Regions from separate parts of the Homo sapiens genome. Here region 1 is linked to region 2. Evidence: chromatin loops called from intact Hi-C (ENCODE). Cell type or tissue: PC-3. All regions are shown on one strand. Links, peaks and the distances in the headings refer to the core of each region. The heading gives the core; the rest is flanking DNA.

What was found. A loop is a pair of places that touch in the nucleus more often than their neighbours do. Peaks named below come from ENCODE experiments on the same cell type or tissue, not always from the same donor. Only the 100,000 strongest peaks of a DNase experiment are listed, where the experiment ranks them.
Region 1: a loop joins it to region 2, with 7 times the contacts of the local background. A loop is called at or near these places in 3 of 110 quality-filtered maps.

Annotation. Positions count from the first base shown.
Region 1 is chr6:55,864,706-55,875,692 of GRCh38, forward strand. BMP5 (bone morphogenetic protein 5) reads right to left here and starts at 10,885. Exons shown (of 7, transcript NM_021073.4): 1 at 9,671-10,885. The coding sequence starts at 10,160. In PC-3, for the core only: no CTCF peak of the experiment used is centred there; DNase peaks (open chromatin) are centred at 1,626 and 4,336; H3K4me3 peaks cover 1,190 bases; H3K27ac peaks cover 4,669 bases.
Region 2 is chr6:55,752,164-55,763,150 of GRCh38, forward strand. It overlaps BMP5 (bone morphogenetic protein 5), which reads right to left. Exons shown (of 7, transcript NM_021073.4): 5 at 8,294-8,370; 6 at 6,842-6,952; 7 at 1,490-3,519. The coding sequence ends at 3,370. Among named protein-coding and RNA genes, the nearest start is that of BMP5, 120 kb to the right of the region's middle. In PC-3, for the core only: no CTCF peak of the experiment used is centred there; a DNase peak (open chromatin) is centred at 6,588; H3K27ac peaks cover 3,698 bases.

The DNA of each region.
Region 1 (10,987 bases), core at 1,261-9,260, 110 kb after region 2:
CACTCAATATATAATGAAATATCAAAAATCAATGTGATGATTTTACAATGTGCATCCTGTAATAGAAGATGTCCACAGTTTATGTATGGCCTTTTGTGTGGCTTTGGAGACCAAACAAATACATTTTCATCCTGTTTAAAAAATTATAAGTTATTATAACAACTCAAGATAATTAACAAAAATATTTAATAGCCGCATCTGAAAAAAAAAACCCAAACAAATCGTCGAGGAAAGTCACAATACTTAAGGCTGAATGGTATTAAGTAGAAACAAAATTATAATAATGATTTAAGTAGTAATGAGAATAGCTGCAAATTATAAATCATAAATTCAGACATGATTTGAGTTACAGACAATACTGAAAGCTCCAGGATTGAAAGATTATTTGAACAGAGTGACTTTCCTGCTTAGAGTTTAAAAGTTTATACACCTAAATTTTCATCATGAATCAACTTCTTAAAAATTAAAACCCTCAAAGTGAGTTGACTTATGAAAATAAGCATTAAAAACTTTTCATTTTTTTTTTACATTCTTTCAAAGGGTTCTTTATAGACTGTCCATGTCTTTACAATCAAATATCTTCTAATTGTATATTACTACCTTGGCTTCTAATTAGTTTCCCCTCCTTAACAAGCAAGGAAATGGAACAGGTAATATCTAAAATTAAAGTAAAACCATGGAATAGTTCTAGGACTCTGACCAAAGGTAGTATGAAAAGCACCTTTCAGCAGCTAATCACAGAAAATGTTGCTTTTGGGTCCTCAGAGGAAAGCACCACAGTCCGTCTCATGAAGGCTCTGACATAGACTGACCTTTTCCAAAGCACTCTAGTGGGGGAACAGAGTCCATCAGCTGTCCAGCTTGAAGAAAGAGTCAATGAAATTCAAGGTTTTTCTTTTAGACAGAGGAAAAATTATGTGCATAATGTTTCAGAATTTCAGCAAGGCATTTATTTGACAAAGTCTTGTAGGCTGAATGTAGATTTCCTCTAACATTAGATCTCCATAGTATATTCTAGTAGAAATAGTTGTAATAGCAGTTGAGACCATTAATTTAGTATTTGTCTCATGTAGGCTCAAAAGTCTAGGACCTTACATTATACAGTCTTAACTCCAATTCTGTATTATGAGCTCCACTTAGATGAGGAAATAGTTTCAACGAAGTGAAATGGTTTGCTCAAGGATACGCAGCTGGAATTCAAACCAGTCTGGCTCCAAAACCCTAACACTGAAACCCTACTAAAACAGTTAAGGGAGAACCAAATGACCCTTCTTCACCCAGAGCAAAGAATACATCTACAAAAATTTTGACATAAAGCATATTTAATTAATAACCTTCATTGCTTCCCCACTAGATAAATAAGTCTTTTGTGTGTCTGCATCAAGGTTATTTGCAGAAGAGCCTACACAGTTTCTGAGTTGCACCCTCTCTTCCTCTTTTAATAATTATATAAGTGAAATTTCCAACTGTAGCAAATTTGATGGAAAACACAAACTGTACTGGAAAGGAGTTGTTCTATTCAGTGTTTCTCTGTGATTGAAGGGCAGGGAGTGGCTCTGGCCTCAAGGTTTAGTGCTTGATTATTTATGAGAACTAAATAGCTGACATACCTGCTCCACTACTAAATTCTGCCTCTCTGAGTCACAGATGGTCTGCCAGAGGAGAATAAAGGTAGCAAAGAAGAAAGACAATAATCCCTATCTACCTCATTCTAACATTATTTATGCCTGCAACATTAACTATGGAATGCGAATGCTGCATGTGAGAATATCATATGATTCCACTCAGAATTCAAAAAAGCTTTAACACACAGTCGTGGATCATCTCAGGAGGTATGGCATACAATTGACAATAAACAGGGATTTGAAAAATATATTGCTCTTCATTTTGCTCTACATACTTGCATATATTCTTCTCGTTCCCATACTGAATTTTTTCATTGGCAATTGCAGTCCGCAGTTCATATTGTGATCTGAAAGTGCTGCTTTTTCTTGTTTTAGGGGCTTCTGTTTTCTGGGTAATTTTTGTTTCTTAATTTCAATTTTCTCTAAAATGGTTTTAATATATCACCTGAAATTATTGACCCATGTACAATTTAAGGATTTTTTCTTTCAGCATGCCATGCTTATATTTACCACTTTATTTCACCAACTCCTGAAGTAATTATCTCTCACACTAAATTATTATTCTCTCTTGAATTTTACTATAAATTAACTAAATAATACAAAGATTAACATATATATCAGTAACTTGCACTGAAATTGAAGTAATTCTAGAACACTTGCTGACTAAACAACCAATGTTTATTTATCTACTTGTGCCAAATATCTTCCATTTGTACCTCAAGATCCACTCTCCACATTTCCCTATTCTGCTATTCTCACCAAAAGACTAACTTTTAGGAACTGCACCAATGGGTTCTGTGGCTCTCTGGCTTTCAGTGAGGGTGAACCAATGGAAGACCAAAGCATATGGTCTGGGTATTTATCCCTTGGTATCTGTATCCCCCCCGCTGAGTATCTAAGGATTAGATGCATGGCATCTTTCTCCCAATGCCACAGTTTCTGTCAGGGCACCTTCCCCACATATCTCTCCTCTGAGCTTTCTGGTAACTATGCCCCCTGCCCAGGAGTAGTGAAGGCTACCCTGCCATCCCAAGATACTATATGATCCCTTGTTTTGCTGCAACAAAACAAAACAAAACCTCTGCCCACAACACTATAAACATTATAACATCATTTAAACTCTCCTAAATAATTCAGTTTGCACATTCTGTCTCTTTTCTTCTGGAAATGCTGATACATCTCAGTGGGTGGGGCAGGCGGGAAGGGATGAATGGGACATGGTTTCTGTTGCCACAACATGTAATCAAACATGTAGGACTAGCATCACGGGCAAGTGACCTGCGCAGTTGCACAGGGTCCCGGGCTTAGAAGGGCCCTGCTCTTGGTGTAATACTCTGCTGCCACCATCTTGAAATTCTTAATAATTTTTGAATAAGGGGCTTGCATTTTCATTTGCATCAGGGTCCACAGATTATGTAGCTGCTCATGCAGATTATCTCAACATTCATCGAGGAAGGTGATCTTATTATCTGCACTTTTTAGATAAGCAACCAGACGCACAAATAATTTAAATAACTTGCTCAAGTTCACGCTGCTAGTAAGCGTGGAATATGGGATTCCAATCCAAGCATTCTGGCTTCCTGTATACTACTCTATTTCTGCCATGGAAGCACAGAAAAGAAAGCAACTAAATTTAATTTATAATTGAACTTTAAAGTCATGTGAGCAGTAATATGCCATGAACTGAAGATTCTGGAGATGGCTGTGTCTCCTATATAGAAAGGGTAATCACAGAGTCAGAACAACAAATAACATTGAACTTTTCATGTCATTATAGCATTAAAATAGCTGAAGGATTTTGTACATGTTAATAAATCTTTTCTTGATTTAGACATGTGTTATAGTCCTGAATAAAATCTAAATAGGATTTACATCTGTTGATCCTGACATTTTAAAACTATTTTCTTTATTCCTAACAACTCCAGGAAACCTGTTTAACAAGAACAATAAAAGTTGCTAATTTTTTTTCTAGAAAGAAATTGAACAAACACAATATTGAAGACAAGGATCTTCATTGTCTTAGAAGTCATAAAACAGCACAACCTCCAGTTTAATTTCAACATCCAACTATTCAGAATTATACAAGGTTTTAGTTTCTAAGAGTTATGTAATATGTATTTAATTCACTGCCTTCCAAGCCGAGGTTAATGCATTCTTTTTGATTTATGGGGTTTTTTGTTTGTTTGTTTTTGTTGTTTTTTTCTCCCCAAACCACTAAAGACCTTTCTTACTAATCTACAAATAGTATTTTTTTCTCTTTTTAAACATTGTACATTTTCATAGATTTTGTTTCTGCCTTTTAAAATTATCATTTATCCACAGCTTCTTGGTCAAGACTCATACAAACTAGGTGTTACTACTACTTGGTTATGCAGATTGTTTTAAACATCTCTGAAAAAGTCAGGTGAATACTCCACCATTATTTTTATCTTACTGTCAGACTTTGTGAGCTGAATCTTAAACATCCCAATCTGACATCAAAATCAAAACAGATCCCTTTTTCCTCTAAATAAATGAGCTGTTTGTCAGGGCTGACTAGTGTGTTTTAAAGGATATCTTAGCCAAGGGTATTATTTTAAGAGATGAGCAAATGGGGAAACCCCACGGCCCAGCCAATAAAATATGAACTTAAGGTGCAAAGAAGCACTCATAAATATTACTTAGAACAAGGGATTCATTGTTTCTCTCCAACCCTTTCAGTGGTTCCTCTGATCTCAGCCCCTCTCCTGTGCGTCAGGGAAGCCTCTTCCTTTAACCTGTGGTTTTTTAAAGCTGAGCTACTACATTATTTATGACTGTAAATGTGAGTAGCTTGTCTGTATGCTCCTTGTACACACATACTGAGACAACCCCCTCCTTCCCCACTTCGGTATTTTAGTGTGTAAGGATGAAAGGGTTTTCCCCTCGAGCTGATGTGGTTGGGGATGTTGAATTAGCTGCTGTTTGGTATGAGGTAGACTGAGGATTTCCCAGCATCTCCTCCACCTGTACAACTGAAAAACCAGCCTTTAATGACTCATTTCATTCCTTTTCTTTCTTTCAGGCTCTTTTTCAAAAATATTTTCTTTCTTTCTCTGTCTCATCCTTATTCCTGTATGCCTCTATATCTCACTCTTCGTCTCTTTATTCTTTCTCATTATCTCTTTTCAAAAAAAAATAATTTCTTCATGGAAGTGACAGAATATTAAATAAGGATAATAAACACAAAAGCTTTTTATAAACTAAACAGGAATGGCATGTTTGATGAGTGTTATTTTTGTTCATTGTTGATTTCTTTTTCTTTCTTTTACTTTTCTTGAAATTTTCCCTTTTAAATGTTATTTTATAAAATAAAGGCAAAACACAATTAAATTCTGTCAATGGGATCCTTAGGGAGAGATGAGGAGGCAAAGAAGAATGGGATGATGGAGAAACAATTACAGGGGATGGCAAGAGCCAGGGCAGCTCTGATGCCCTGGGGAGCTTTTCTCCCAGTGGGTGGAGGCTGCAGTTGGCACATCATAACCTTTTCCTTCTCAACTGGAGAGAAAACAGGAGAGTGTACCTCAATTCTCAAACTGTAACTAATTGATTTTCAACTAATTTAAGCCTCTAGCAAACCAGGACGAAAGGCAGACCCCAGGAAGTGTGGGAGTGGTAAGGAGAGGGGTGCCAAGAGAGCCTGGGGCTACAGAGACCAAGAACAAGGAGGAAAGGCCAAAAAATACTGGGATGAGAAGGGAGGAGGGAGAGTGGTGATATTACAGAAAATGGAAGAATGAAAGGGAAGGAGAGGTGGCAGCTGAGGCAGTCCCAAGTCCTTCTTAGTTCCAGCTAATACGTCTCATTAAACTTTTAAAATTTGATATTTGTGAGTAACCACTACAATTTGAAAAAAAAAAAAAAAGCATTTAATTAAACTATGATTATAACTATCTCTGGCAACCCAGAGTTTGTCTGTCATGCCAATCACTTGATAATCAACCATCTTTAAAGGAGAAAAAGAATCCCGTTGGTCGTGATTATGAATGTGAAGTGTTGTTGAAGAAGAGAGAAAAAGGTCTCCTCACTCAGCAATATTTTTCTCTTCAAAAGTTAAAACTTTTACAGAATGATTGTTGCTTTACCCATTATTAGCATTAGTTACTCCAGGCATAATTTATGAATATATACTATAATGGCTTTATATTATCTTTCCTTCCAACCCATCCCCCTTCAAAAAAAACTTCCATGTGTTTATGGGTGTGTTTATGTTACACAAGTGTTAATAACTCTGTTGGAGAGACTACATAGATAGGCATCTTTAGGTAGATTTGTATATAAATTACTTTCCACTGGGCACTTGATTCAGCCAAAAACAATAATAAATTATCAATGATGTCTTTCAAATCTGTCAACTGAGAACATAAAGCATTTTTTCCTTCCAGTACCAAGAGAACTTAATGATTAGGGTAAGTAGGCAAAAAAGGTTTAGTTTTTGAAAGCGTTTTTCTTTCATGATAACAGACTAAATATGTTTTTATATTTAAAAAATTTAACAACACATTTAAATACTTTTGTGCTTGGAATTAAAACGTATTCTTGAAATACATCTAAGAGAAAAACCATTAATAAACTCAAAGTTCAACTTTTTCCAGAGGAATATGTAGATACAAAGAATAATATAAAAGTAATTTTCCTGTTTTTACTTCCTCTAAAACATCTAGTGTTATGTCATTATGGTGATAATGTCACCAAGTAATCAAATAAAATTGGCTTCTAACTAAAAGATCTTAGAAATACACTACATGTTTTATTTGTGTAAACAAGAGATAAATATTGTAAGCAAATTATCTAATCATGTCTTTAACTTGTACTGGTATTTAATACATATACTAACACTTAGCACTTTTGACAAAGAGATGGTTAAAAAAGAAAATAAAACTAAACAGAAAAACATTTTTATTACTAACAAAATAATATTATATTGACCAAGCAAAAGTTCCACTGATATTCAACAGTTTTAGGGAAAAAGCAAAGAATTCAATCTGTAAAATTTAATACTATGAGACTGATAAAAGTGGCCTAAGAATAATGAATATGATCGAAGGAATATTTCTCTTCACACAGTTAATAATTTATATTTGTTTCTTCAAAATAAACGAGTCACTAAAATAAAGGTTAAAATGATATGTTTGGTTTCATATTCAGATGTCTGCATGCCTTAGGCAATTTATTTACTTTTTATTTTGCTTTTAGTAAATTCAAATCTATTTTTCACTTATGAATATAAAGCTAATCTCATCTGAATTTTAAACAGTAGGTATTCTGTTAAACATGATTCTGAGTTTGGATTAAGTTTAATTGTTCTTCGTGACCAAAACTATGTTGAAAAAAGAATTTCTGAATGGCAAGGTACCTGTGGAAAATCCATTATTTGACTTGAAAAGGACAACACACAAGCATTTTTTAAAAGGATGCTACTAGATCCTTTTTATATAATTCTTCTAATTATGGGAAATGTCAACAGATTCTTTTCACATATTTAAATATCCAGGTGACTTCCTCAATACAAATCCCTTGCCTACTACTAATGTGACTCATTTGTACTTAGTCTCAACTATATGCATGTCTTTTAAGACAGTGAAAAAATAAAATCTAATCCTTTTTAGTCTTATAAGAACATGAAATAAACTACAGGTAATATTTGCTAACGGATATTACATTTAAAAAGCACTGGCACTCTTATTGCAGCTAATAATGTTATTACACTTTCACCTTTTCTGAGTATGCTTATTTATTTATTTGATTATAAAAGAAATGCAAAAGTTGAAGCTTTTTACTAAGCAGTGATCAACTATAAATCTTGAATGTATTTGAAGGCATGATCAAAGGATAATTAAACTGTGGTTTAATTTTCCTTAAAGTCTACCAAGAAAAACTCACCTAGTATCAGAATCAGTTTGTCAGTAATTTCATGTAAGACATTTAGTTTGGAATTATTAAATAAAGAAGAAACAACATAGTTTGTTATTGAATATAAAGCACTACTCAGAAGTTCAAGCATGATAAAAATAAACACACAGTTTCTCTAAAGCTTATAGCTAATATTGTTTCTCTAGAGTCAAATGAATAATTGTATTTCTTCATATAGGCAATAAACTAATAAACTGCTATGTTATTATAATCTGAACAATGTAACCAAAATGTCATTTATTTTTAAATGTGTTTCTCAATAATAAAAAAGTTATAGGAATCAATGAATAAAACTATTATTGGTTTTGACTTTCTTACTCTATGTAGATTTATAAAAAGTAAACACATAAATCCAAAAATCATGCTTACACTTCTCTTGTGAATGATCAGAGCAATTCTAATAAAATATATTATGACATTCATGACTGAGCTATCGTTTATTAAAATATGTAACATACATATGCTTCTTTGTCAGATTTTAGATGATATGACCTGATTTTCTCAATGGTTTATGAATATATAAATTTTGCTAGGTTGAAATTTTTCTATTAAAATATTTAAACTACTTTAAATTCTTGAATAATACTTTAGAAATGTTACAAAGCAAAATGTACCACAAGCTACACTTGCATATCCCTTATACTAGGTAAAAGCAATCACATTAATTTGAAATTAAGCTATATTTTAATGACTAAAAAGTTCCATGTGAAGTCTGTTAATTATACGTAGAAGAAAAGGCCTCCAGGACACCTGATTAGTGCAACAAATTATGACTTACTCACTTAATAATGAGACCTTTGTCTCTAGCAACATAAAACGTACGATTTATTAAGTACCTTATCCTTCATGCTAGGATTGCTAAGAGCAAATGAGCAGAGTATATTAAGCAACATATATTATAAAAGCATCCATGTGTTATTAAGATTTGTTGATAATCTGACTTTTCAAAGAATATTTCCTTTGAGATGTTACATGAGGAAGTTTTTAATTAAGTGTTTAATAAAACATGTTAATTTTAAGTCAAAGCAGATTGCATTTTTAAAACAAAGTTCTAAAAGCTATAACATCATAAAGTTCTCAATTCTTCCCAGTGGATTAAATTTGTTGATAGAGTTTTTAATCTTCAAACATAAAATATATTCGATGTTATTTTCCTTTGACTGCCAGAGATAGTAAATTTCACCTTCAATTTTTACTAAAACATTTAAAGAAAACAACAGCCCTTATAAAATAATTTGAAATTGGTAATCCATAATATTATTGTGAGAGGGAATATTGGGAACTAAATTATCATTTGACATTATCAGTATTTAAAAACCACCATGAAGTACCAGCTACAACTAAAACATAATTTTAAAATTTTCTCATTAATATTGTTGTGGTTTACAGAAAATTTCAAATATTTTATCTCATATAGAAGGAAAATTTTGTATAGATAAAGACCACTAAAGCATGTTTTACATTTTTCTTGCCTGTGAAAAAAATCAAGTAGCTATAACATACTTTACTCATTACAGTTAAGAACTGTTAGATTGAAACTTTATTTCTGAAATATTTACTATAGAATTTCAGAATCCCTTCCTTGATTCCTTGATAGTAATCTTTTATGGTGCTATTCAATCTTGGTTAATTTTACCTCTATATTTTTACAGTAGTTGCCTCCCCTAGATGAGAGATTTTTAAGTAGTATGTGAATATATACTTACATGTGCTTTAAATCACTTAAAAAAAAAGTGCTTCCGAATGTCACTTTTACTTTCCCATCTGTAAGTGCTTCTTTTTTTTATTGTTGCCCATAGCATAGCTATCCTCATAAATTTCCCTGTTTTTAGACTATTGCCTTTGCATTCATATATTTAAGCGAGGTTGAAATTTTAACAAGATCTGAAAAGACCCACACTATAAGTGTTTAAATTTAACTATTCATATTAAATATATATATATGACTTTTTGCCTAAGGCATCAATGAAAGAAAGAAAACAGAAGCTAAACAGGAGAGTTAGAGAAAATGTCTTTATATAAACATGACCACCTACCAAGCAGCTCCTTTACCATTAGGGAAAACTTCCACTTTGTAATAACATAGATTAACAAACAAATGAACAACATACCTAAGTTGACAAAGCTCATGACCATGTCAGCATCATTCAGAAAGTTGGTATCATGGAGGCTGGCTAGAGGAGGACTCTGGGTGGTCAGAGGAGTCGTCCGAGATAACTGTATGCGACGAGGATACCCATTGGGAGAGGCTGGGTATCCCTTTCTTGCCCCTCTGGTCTCTTCTGCCAAGGATGCCCTTACTGAGTACTCCGACTCTTCAGGATTTTCTTCATTGGTCATGGCATTGTAGAGATCCAGCATAAAGAGAGGTGCAGAGGACGCTTGTTTTCCAGGTGAAAATGGTCTGGGTCTGTGAGGCAAACCCAAGATAGAGAGAATTTCCCTTTGTATTTCCCGTCTTTCGTGGTTCCGTAGTCTTCTATAAATAAAACTGGAGTGAACATGATTGTCTCCCAAACCTCCTTTTGCATAACCCACTAGAACCCAGCAGCTCCAGAGGAAACCCACAATACCCTTAAGTAAAAATACAGTCAGATGCATTTTTGTCCAAAAGCAAAAGTTGATATTTTTAGTCCTTCTTGTCCTCTTAAAAAAAAAAAAAACCTAAGGTTCTAGGAGGTACAGTTTCCCAGTAGCTGAAAAAACAAATTTACCTATTTTTCATGACAGTGACATTTCTGAGCACAACATCCTCACCGATTTTCCTGTCCTATTTTAAATATTTTGGAATATGTCAAGAGTAGTTATTTCTAAGAAAGCTGAAACTCAGATTTCCAATTATCCACAGTTGTTAAGAGTTTTTGCTGCATTGATGTAGCAGAAGACGGCTAATATTATTTGATCAGATGACCTATGCATTCCTATATGAATTTATGATAATCAGGCCTTTGGTATTTGAATTAGCAAAAGTTGATCTTCTGATAAACTGTAGTTCCCAAAGTAATCTTCACTTGCTTTTGAGTTCTTCTCAACCCTTGAGCTCTTTCCAAAACAAATCCTGATTTCTGAATCACAGATCTATGCTGATCTGCACCTTGGTGTTGGAATATATATCTGTCCGGCAGCTTGGTGATAACTTTAACATCTTTTGTGTCGTCTTAGTGTAAAATAATACTCTAGGTTGTACTATTCAAGTAAATGTGTTTCCCTGAATTTACTTGAAATCCTTCCTGTAAGTCCATTCAATCCCTTTCTCCTTCTTACTGTTAATTCCACCTCCAGCAGGCACAAATATACCAGCCCTCTTCAAGAGAGATCTAAAGAGTAGTGTAAGCACAACCCTGCTGGGAAAGAAGAGGCTTCTCATTGTAATTTGAAACTGGTAAAGCAAAAAGAACTTAACCCTTTTGCTACCAGAAAAGTCTCCA
Region 2 (10,987 bases), core at 1,652-9,651:
TTGATTTGATTTGATTTTTGAGATGGAGTTTCGCTCTTGTTGCCCACGTTGGAGTGCAATGGTATGATCTCAACTCACTGCAACCTCTGCCTCCCAGGTTCAAGCAATTCTCCTGCCTCAACTTCCCAAGTAGCTGGGATTACAGGCATGTGCCACCACATTCAGCTAATTTTGTATTTTTAGCAGAGATGGAGTTTCACCATGTTGGTCAGTCTGGTCTCAAACTCCTGACCTCAGGTGATCCACCCCCTCGGCCTCCCAAAGTGCTGGGATTACAAATGTGAGCTACTACGCCTGGCCCAGAATTGATTTTAGGCTAGCTGCCTTAGTGAAGTTGAAACAAGGATGCAAAAGTTAACATACATGCTTTTAATTTTTGAAATTTCTTTGTAATTTTCAAAGGCTGTATCTGATGTGACTTTTCCTGTCTTTGAAATCTCTGTATTTAAAACAGCCTTTAACAAATATCACAATAGACTTTTAAAATTTTGCAGAGCCTTTGCTATTTTTTTAAAATTGCTAACTTGGATATAGCATCATTTTCTACTTAAATAAGCATTGACATTGATTGTTACTTTTTGTACTTTCTCTTCAATTATGATCTTAAAGAAACTTGATAAAACACAGATGTATACCTGTATACCAACAATTTTTATGCTTTATCAGCAAAGGCATCTTCACTTCTAACTTTAAAAAATTCCAGACCAAAAAAAAAATTGTGAAAGGAAAAATAGGTAATCTGAGATGGAAATTAGATAATAGATTGAGCACTGGACTGAATGGTTATGAGATGGTTACTTGTGTTTGGGAATGAGGATTTCTTCTGCCTTGAATGGAACTGGAACATAAGCTAATTATTCATTGTAAATGTCTTGGGAGATGATATCTGCCAGCTTGTGAAGTACCCAGTAGACTCTGGCTTGGGTTTGATGATGATGATACTAGGATTATAAAATGACAGTTCTTAGTTGAGAAAAAAATAATTTTGGATTTTCTGCCTGTGTTTTCTTAATTTCTTTAGTTTAATGTAGACTATTTTTGCCTTAGTTTTAAAGAATTTGAATATTTATGATTTATGCCCTTCTATTTCCAAAAAGGATTATGGCCACTTTACAAAGTAAAAACAAGTATAAAACAGAAAAATTAAAAATAAACAATCAAAAAAGTGAGTACATCATTAACGAACTAAAAAGACCTGAATGAAGACCTGTTAAAATAGGTCAAATTATTCTGGTGTCTAGTAAGAGCTTGAGTATCACCAAGGTGATACTAAGAGTTTACTGTAATAGTTATTAGAAACTAATGTGACCAAGTATATGTGCGTATTATGCTACACATATGTAATTTTAGAAAATGCAAAAGCACTGATGCCAATTACCTCCCTTCTCATATGAAAAAGAACAAATGAGGTATTTCTCCATTCTAATTATTTTTTGCTATTTTTAAAATTTGTTGTTTGAACAGATTAAGAAAATCTTTAATTCATGGATTGTTGCTTTGCACATTTAATAGTGAGATAATTATTAACAACACAAAAAACAATTTTGGCAATTAAGAACAACATAAAGAATCATGTGATCCACAAACAGTTTACATTTGATAAATATTCTTATTGTCTCAATTTATGATATACTTACATTTTGTATTCCTTTTAAATAAAGAACCAAATCAAGAACAGCAGAAATTAGCATCTGTTTAATATATTTTAAAATATGGAAATATATTTAAACAGCACATTTAAAGAATAAAACAATAGACTTCCATTTCTTATTCTCTCAATGGTACACCATTAATTAAAAATATATTACTTAATGTACCCCTTAATATAGTTACTGTCAAATTTTCTTTAAGATAAACTGTATTTCAAAACAACATTTTAATATACCCGAATTACAAACAAAGCCATAACATTTTTGAAGACATTTTTGGTATACGTTTGGTTTGAAAGATCCAAAAGGATGATTAATAAATGGTGCTTTATGAATACTTTAGATTAACGGTAAATAAGCCTAACCACAGAGTCACCATAAATAGCAAGTTATCAATCTAAAGATCATTCTTCAAAAAGTCAGTGTGTGTTAAAGAAAGGCCTTAGAGGGCATTCTAATAGATAGAGAAAATAAATTAATTTTAGAGGGAAGAACACACATGCACACACAGACACACACACACACACACACACAACAGAACCTTCCTGTTTGGAATTATTTGTGCTTGGAAGAAGGTTTACAAAATGCCTTTACAAAATAAGGTTTTCATTGAGCTCACTCTCAAAGATATGAAAAATGAATTTCAGCTGTTCTTTAGAAATGGCAATTCTGTCAAAGCCATTCTGGGACTTTTGGTAATTTCCTCCAGTTTAGTTTCAGTGCTTTTACTTCTAAATAAAATCCCTTGCATCACATCAATCAGCAAACTCAGTTATAAAGGAGAGCTAAAGAAAATGGTTCTTTCGGCATCTTCTGCTCTTGTACATTTTACGCATGCAGTGACTCTTGCCTGTGGGGAGGAAAGTGGAGCACATGTAAATGTTTCTTTATTTTGGACTAGGTTTTTAAATCTGAAAAAAAAATTCTGCAGCAGTAGTGTTCTAGATAATAGGCAGACATGATTTATTTGAGGTAAGAAGGTTGTACTACAATTAGTGTTAACTTGGAAAGCTATGGACACAGGCTCAAGCCTGTCTCCTGAAGCTTTGAGCTCTTTGCAAAATCTACAATCCACAAGCCAAAAAGGAACATGCTCCTACAGTTACACCACTTCTGTTAAAGCAAACAGTTAAAACAATTCTGTGCAATCTTTCAGCTTCTATGTTCTGCCTACCGTTTATTTATTCAAATCCAGTTCAACATTTCACTTTATCTAATGAAGCAGGAACTCTAAAAGAGAAATTGTGTTTATCCAAGAATTTTTGTTTGGGTTGTTATTTTTTTAAGTCTTATTTCTAAATAAATATTCTATCATGGTTTTCATTGGCACAATATAACTAAATTATTCAATTTCCTTCCACAATATTAAACAGTCAAAGGAGTTCTGTCTAATCTCAGAAAATTATGTAAAATTGTATTAGAAAAAAATGTTGAAATGGAATTGAATGGACTCAGCATAACCCATTGAAAATTATACTAGATGATCTATTGTATAATGTAGTGGCCTATGAAATAGATTTTATTGATAAAGCCTCCACAGAAGAGAATATATACGTTTAAATAAATAAAAATGACTATATACATGATATTGTACATAGGAAAAGAGTCAAAATGAGCCAGACTAATTTTAGGAAATTCCCCGTTTGTCTGAAAGTATGCTTTTTATTGCAGCCATAAACCTTAATACAGATCTTTTTGTTATTATCAATATTATTTAATATTAGTGGCAGCCACATGAGCGTACTACCATATTTCTATATTTTTTCAAAATGACATTGGAGCTGTCATCAAAGTACAGAACAGAGATGGCATTTAATTTGGTTGGAGCACAACAAGGCTTTGGTACGTGGTCAGGAAACATCAGATGAACCTGGGAAAGAAAAAAGGTTTTGTTTTATTAAGAAATAAAATATACATTCTTTTGCAGTTTTAAAATGGTATGATTATTTTATCACTCATAATCAGGCACACCATTAAGCTGATCTCCCTTCTCCCATTTATTCCATGACTGGGGTGGGGGACTGAAGGATGTATTCTTAAGCATTAACACCTGGAATCAACCCAGCCAATTCAATTATGTGTTTGAACCTTGAAAAATATCTCACCAAATAAAGAAAACTTCCTCTATAGAATATTCAGTGGAAGTTTTCCTAGGGAAAGAACACAGCAACTAGCACGTTGTTGCTTTTAGTTGAAATAACTGTTCCTATATATATCATGAGGAATATGGAAGTTACAAGAGCAAATCAATGAAAACACATAGTTGCAGAAAGATTTGGATCTAAGAATTATCTTTTAAAAGGAAAATTAAGCAATAAATCATACATTTTAAGCCAACTCTTAATTTTCCATGGTAAAAGAAGCATAAAAATCATAATAAAATAAAATCCACATATAATCCAATACTTGCCTTAGAGCAATGATTTCAGCTCTTCATAGAATTTTTTTATCACATTGGCTGGAGTTTAATATCCATTTACTTTTTTTCTCCCTTGCCTGCCCCCTAGACAAGTGCCAAAAAGCAGGCTAAGCTAAATCAGAAGCAAAGGGCCTAGAGACTTTACAAATGAACATCCACCTCCCCAAAAGCCTAAAAAGGTGTCTGTACATGAAAAGTGAAATGCTTAAGTAAAGGGTTGATAATAATTTTGATCAGACTGGCAGTCTGCCTATGATTTGAAATAATTGAGAAAAGAGCCAGAACACAGTTCCCCCATTTCCCACCCACCTATTCTGGCCCTTCCCCCAGAGGAGTTTATGGGAAATCCCACTGATGAGTCTTACGGGATCCACAAAAAGCAAATACAGCCTCTTACAGTTTTGGCTGTACAACGTCCTGGCTGAAATGATATAGGGGCCTTGCATGTGGACAGAAACAGCAGGAAAAATGAGGTGATCTGACATGAACTTGAAATTTCCTAAGGCCTCACAAAACTAAAAGTTGGATAGTTTCTACAAATTTCTGATGCTGCTTATGTCCTTCATCAGCTTTATCTTCCATAACCCACACATACATGATTGATAATCCTGCTGTTTCAATGGCCTTGGCAGCCTAACGGAAAAAAAATGGATTGTTCTTGAATGGTTTCTCAATATATTAGTCACAAACATGCTTTCCTCCGTCTTTTTGTTTCATGTCCTTCACAGAACAAACATAAAGCGTGCACAACACCAGGGAAAAAAAATCAAACTTCACGTGTATGCTCCAGTTTTGCAATGACTTATGTCCTACATCCCAGGGTAGAGATACAGAGCAGACTCTTGTTCAAAGTTTGTGTCAGATTTTTTTTATATTTGTTTTTTGATACTTTACTACAGCCATAAGAGCTGAAAATATGTATTTATTTATTTTAAAAAAGAAAAAATGAGAGAAGGGGGAGTATTTGACAAAGGGTATTTTTCAATAAGTAGGCATTGCTTAGCCTGAGGGAATTTTTGATACATTAGATCCATATCTAAGGAAGCAAAAGTCTGCTTTCATAGTCATCAAAATGATGATAAAAAGAGGCAAAGAATTTTCTGAGAAATTAAATAGCATTACTTCAACTGATAGGAGTTATTCTATGACCTTACAGAAAGACAGTGATCATGAAGTTCTCTTCATAGGATGAAACAACAGCATTCTTCTTTATCTGATATGCTTTCATGTCAACATGAATTCTCATATACAAAGAGAAAAGTTAGCTTCTTAAAAATTCTTTTAGTGGTAGAAGTTTGAATGCAAAACATCCATCCTTGCAAAGCCTACCTACACTCCATACTCCTGGAAACACTATTCCATATAAAGAAGAGCTTATACTTACAGATAGCAAAGGTGAAGTCATATCAGACTTTAAATCCCCCCAGAAATTTACTCTTTACCTTGTATATGGCACTAAAGTAGGCATTCTCACTGGTCATGAATCAATAAAAAGAAGAATACTTATAAATAATTTATTATCAAAATGTATATTTGCTTTATCTTTCTGTTGCTCTCTAGCCCAAGGTTATTTCCAGTCTTTGATAACGTTCATGCTCTAGTTGTTATAGATTGCACTTTTTGGTGTCTAGATATTCTGTCGTATTTTATTAAGTCAATAAAGATGCCAGTAAATATCAAGTCATTCAAGTATTTGCTTTTGCCAGTTCACAGATATCATTGTTTATTCCTTAATTCAGCTTTAAGTTTTAAATTAATTGTGGGGGAAAATAGCAAACTTATGGAGAGTCGAATCTTCACAAATTCTAAGAGTAATTCTTTCTTTTTCCATAAATAAACCTCACCCACAAAGACAAGATTGTCTACTATCTACTTTTCTCTTACTGGCGTCCACCAAATAATTCCACTCCCATCAAGCCTTGATTCTAAAATAATGTGTTCTCTCCCATTCTTCTTAAATACAAAAGTTAAAATTTTTATATTAGCCCAAACATTGATTTAAAATTATGTCACATAGTCTGGTATGTTTTCTAGGAGCCTCTCATTTAGTCTTAGGGAGATTGTTCCTCTGCCAAATCGATAGGCCAGATGCTATGAGGTACATCAGACTCTCAATAGGTTTCATGAGCTCATTAGGTACAAGGCAATCAGTTAATCACGTCAACCCTTCAGTACATTGTTCATAAAAATAAGCCTAGATTATTAGAGATTTAATCACTGCTAAGTTTCTGAGATTGAGGAATAAAGAAAAGGAAGTATAATTTCTACTTTAAAGATTACAGGAGGAGGAGGAGAACAATAAGAAATAGAAATTAGCTTCCTATTTGTATACTACATTGAAGAACTTTTATAATACCAAAGTATGTTATAGAACATTCTTAAATAATTAAAAACCCTCAGATGAAATTTAGTACAGCTATTACTCAATGTTTTTGCAATGATTACTAATGAATTGCTAGGTTAGAAACAGCCCCAGGGAACCTGTGTGCTTAGTCATACTGTGTAATGAACAAACAGTTCAAGATGACCATTTCATGTTATTACTCCAGTTTTCCTAGCTGAATCCTTCTCCATTGTGTAACTGGGATTACTCTAAACCAGCCCGAGTTTCCTGACTATACCCACAGTTGTTACTTCAGCTCTAAAAAGAAACAAATGAGTTTGAGAAGATAAAATAATGCATTAAAATTGTAAATAGATGCTTTCCTCTAAAACAACTTTATAATATGCTTGCATTCTAAGCTTTTCTTAATCCTTCAAAAACAAAGCTTACCAGAGTCTGAACTATAGCGTGGTTGGTGGCATTCATATGGGCGTTAAGTGGAAAAGAACATTCTCCATCACAATAAAATGCAGCGTATCCTTCTGGTGCTATAATCCAGTCCTGACACATACACACACACACACACACACAAAAAAAAAAAAAAAAAAAAAAAAAAAAAAAAAAAAAAACAACAAGAAAAAATATCACCAAAGTAAAAATTTTTAAAAAATCTTAAAAGTTATTGAAATATATTGTATCTGAATAGGTTTCTATTCTTGGTCCAACAATTATTCTAATGGAATTATCTTCCCCACACCCTTTAATTTTAAGCTGAAGTTTAGGACAAAAGTATAAATATTTTCACAAGAAATTGTCCTCTCTAATTACTCCCAAGGGGTAGTTATGTAAGATATTCATAGTATGTATTAAACATGTATTCACGAATAAAACTATTATAAGAAAATAGCATTCTAAATATTGTTTAAACAGGAAATGATGAACTCTGGAAAGTTCAAGTGAACCCGAAAGAAAAAGGAGAATCAAGTTAATTGAGATCATTCTCATTACTTCTTAAGAACTCATTCTTAGTTTTATAAGTCTGACAACATCCTAAAGCCTTAATATTTTTTCTGCATGCTGTTTTTCTTTCCATTCATGCATTAACTTTATGGTCTCTTTAGAAAAAATAAATTGGAGCAAATTCCTAAAAACTGAACATGATAAATTTCGGGAAGCTAAAGAATTGGTACATGAATGGTTGCCTTGATATTTTTCCCACAGAGAAATAAAACTTGGCACAAATGTAGGAATTATTGAGTTATTCATGTGGAAAGTTTATCATGAATTTTGAATATATTTACATTTTAATAGTATTTCTCAATACAGGAACTCATATATGAGAATCCATTCTAATAGAATATTAGGAGAAGTCTTAAAATTTCATTTTAAACTGTCACCACATAGAGCCATTAAAAAATTACTTTGGTGAAATTTTCCTCCTCATCCTGTTTCTAAAGGCTACCCAAAAGATAGCAATACATTTTTAAGTGCAAGAAAAAAAAATGTCTGTCATCTTCCCCATGACAGGGACATTCCAATAGTTGGAGACCCTCAGAGGCTTAGTGGAGTTACTTATACTAATATGAACAAATCTTCTATTTACAATAAAATTAAAAGTTTGGAATACTTAAACAACGGCACTCTTTTTTTTCTTCCTAAATATCTTAGTGTTCTATGTCTCATTCAGCGTAGTTTTTTTGTTTGACTGTGATACCTACTAATCATGTTTCAATGGTAAAAGGTTAATTGAGAAATGAAAATAAAGTGAATAAGCCATATTCTAAATGGTCATGTCAAAAATCATTGGGTATTATATTGGAAAATTACTGCCAAAGACTATGACTTATTAAGGATTTATGATAATTCAGAAAAGAAGCACCAAAGTTGACTGAAAATTCCTACCTGCCATCCCAGATCCCGGAAGCTCACATAGAGTTCGTGCTTCTTACAGGCTTGTTTTTGCTCACTTGTGTTATAATCTGAAGATAAAAACCACATTTTGAATAAATGGTTGCTTACAGATATACTAATACTTCTTTTGTGAGATCACTGGTAAGATTTTTTAAAGGGGTTTTATTTGAAGTTGTGGAAAAATGAGTTTCAATCTTAAAGTTAGAACTACTTACTAACCATGTGAACTTCAGTCAAGTTACTTGTCCTGAGTTTCTTCTTCTGTGAGATGTAGACAATACCATTTACCTGATGAAGCTCTAACATGGATTCTGTTAAGCCATCTACTTGACAGGGCACAGCATGGTGTCTGTCGTTCATTGAGTACCATCTGCTCAATGAATACTTATTCATTAATTCATTCATACTCTAGGGGTACTTAATATATTGAGAGAGATTATATATATATAATATTTGTGCAATAACTTGTAACATCTTCCATGAGGCAGATACTGGGATCTTACTTAGCTGATTTTATTTTAATAAATATCTTAACCTCAGGATACCACAAGTTGAGCTTCTAATCATCCCCCAAAATCCTGTCCACCTGTAGACTTCATTCTTGACTAATGGTAGTTGCCTGGGTTAAAAAATAAAAACCAAAACAAAACAACAAGAATCAAAATAGTTCTTTTTTTTTCTTTCATTTACACATCCAATCTGTCAGGAAATCTCACACACTATCTTCAATAAGTCCAAAATGCACCTGCTCTCACGCCCTTCATAATTGGTCTTGGTCCAAGACACCATCATCTCTGGCATGAATTACTGCAATATCCTCATTGCTAGTCTCCCTGCTTCTGCCCTTGCTCCTCTATAGCAAACTAGTCAAGTGGACCTTTTAACAAGTAAACTTAATTACATCACTTCCCTGCCAGTCCCTCTATGGTCTTCATATCATTAAGAGTGAAATATTCTCAGAGTGGTTACAAGGCTCTTTACATTTTGGTCTTATTACCCCTCTGACTCATTTGATCCTATTACCCCTCTGACTCTCACTTCTTCTCCTTCACCTTGCTCCAGCCACCATACCTCCTTGCTGTTTCACTCACAGTCAACCTTGCTCCCACTTTAGAGCCTTTTCTCTCACTAGTCCCTCTCCCTGGATAGCTACATGGCTAATTCCTGCATCTTCATGTCCTTGCTTAAGCAACATCTCAACAAGACCTTCACTACCCTTTTAATATTGCAACTCTCACCCTGATACACCTGATTTCTCTCACTCTGTTCTGATTTTTTTCCATCTCAATTATCACTTTTAGAAATGCTATGTCATTTCCTCATTTATTTATGTGTGGCTTCTTGTCTGTTTCCTCCCACTAAAATATAAGCGTCATAGGGGCAAGAATCTCGTTTGGCTCTGTTTTGCTCACTGATGTATCCCTAGTGCCAGGAACAGTGCCTGGCATAAAATAAACATTCAAAAAAGTATCTGAGGAGTTAATGGACAAATTTCTCATAGTGTTCCATAAGTGATTTGAGGCAAGTGAAATACTATCATTACATATTTTGGAATGTAATCTGAAATACCCATAACTTTTTATAATTGTTTTAAATTATTAAATATAAATGTAGAATTTCAATCTTGCATCTGGAATAAAGTAAAATACTGAAGAAACACAGAGATTTATGGAACATTTTTCATTCTTGTCTTGTGTTGGGTTTGCTCACATTTTGTACAAATAACATTCGAAAAACTAGTCCACTTTGATTATTTCTAAAATAAAATATTAAAGAAATAAAATTAAAAAATAATTTGTTTTACAGTTTTTGTTAAAGTGTCACCTTCCTGTTTAATTACTCTCAACCTCTAATGAAAGTGTAGGCAAGTTAGAGATCAAAGGAGCCCATCATAGAGGGCCTTGCTTCTCATGGTTACTTCAAGTAATTATTTGTTTAATGTTAATCTAAAAAACAAGCTAATGATTAAATTTTGAAATCAAGGTATTTTTCTTCTAGGTTATTTATTCCTACTATGCAATTAACTTCATTAAAACAGATTAAATAAGTAGATAATGGGAAATGGGGGAGAGAGGATTTATTTCAGACTCTACATTCTGGTTCTTCTTCAGGGAAATATCTCCCTTGCAGCTAACTTTGTTCAGGCAATGGATAAATAACACTTTAACACTAAACATGAAATGGTTAAATTTCCTCGATCGTGTTTAGAAAAAGAAATAATTGATTCTACTATTGGTTTGATTTCATAAACTCCTTGATATACAAAACGGGGAAAAACAAATGTTAGCTATGCATTGGACCAGGGGTCAGCAAACTTTTTAAAAGTTTTTTAAACTTCTTTAAACTTTTTTTTAAAGAAACTGATAGTAAATATGTTGGGCTAAGTGGTCTCCTTGCAACTACTCGATTTTGCTGCTGTAGTATAAAAGCAACCGTAGACAATACGTAAATGAATGGGTGTGGCTATATTCCAGTAAAACTACCTATGGATACTAAAATTTGAATTTCATATGATTCCCACATGCTGCAAAATATTGTCCTTCTTTTCCACGCAAACATTTTCAAATGTAAAGACCACTCTTAGTAGGTCATACAAAAACAAATGATAGGCTTAATTTGGTTATTAGGCCTTACTTTTTCAAACTCTGCATTAGGTAATAATGGGAATATTTATCTATTCATCTT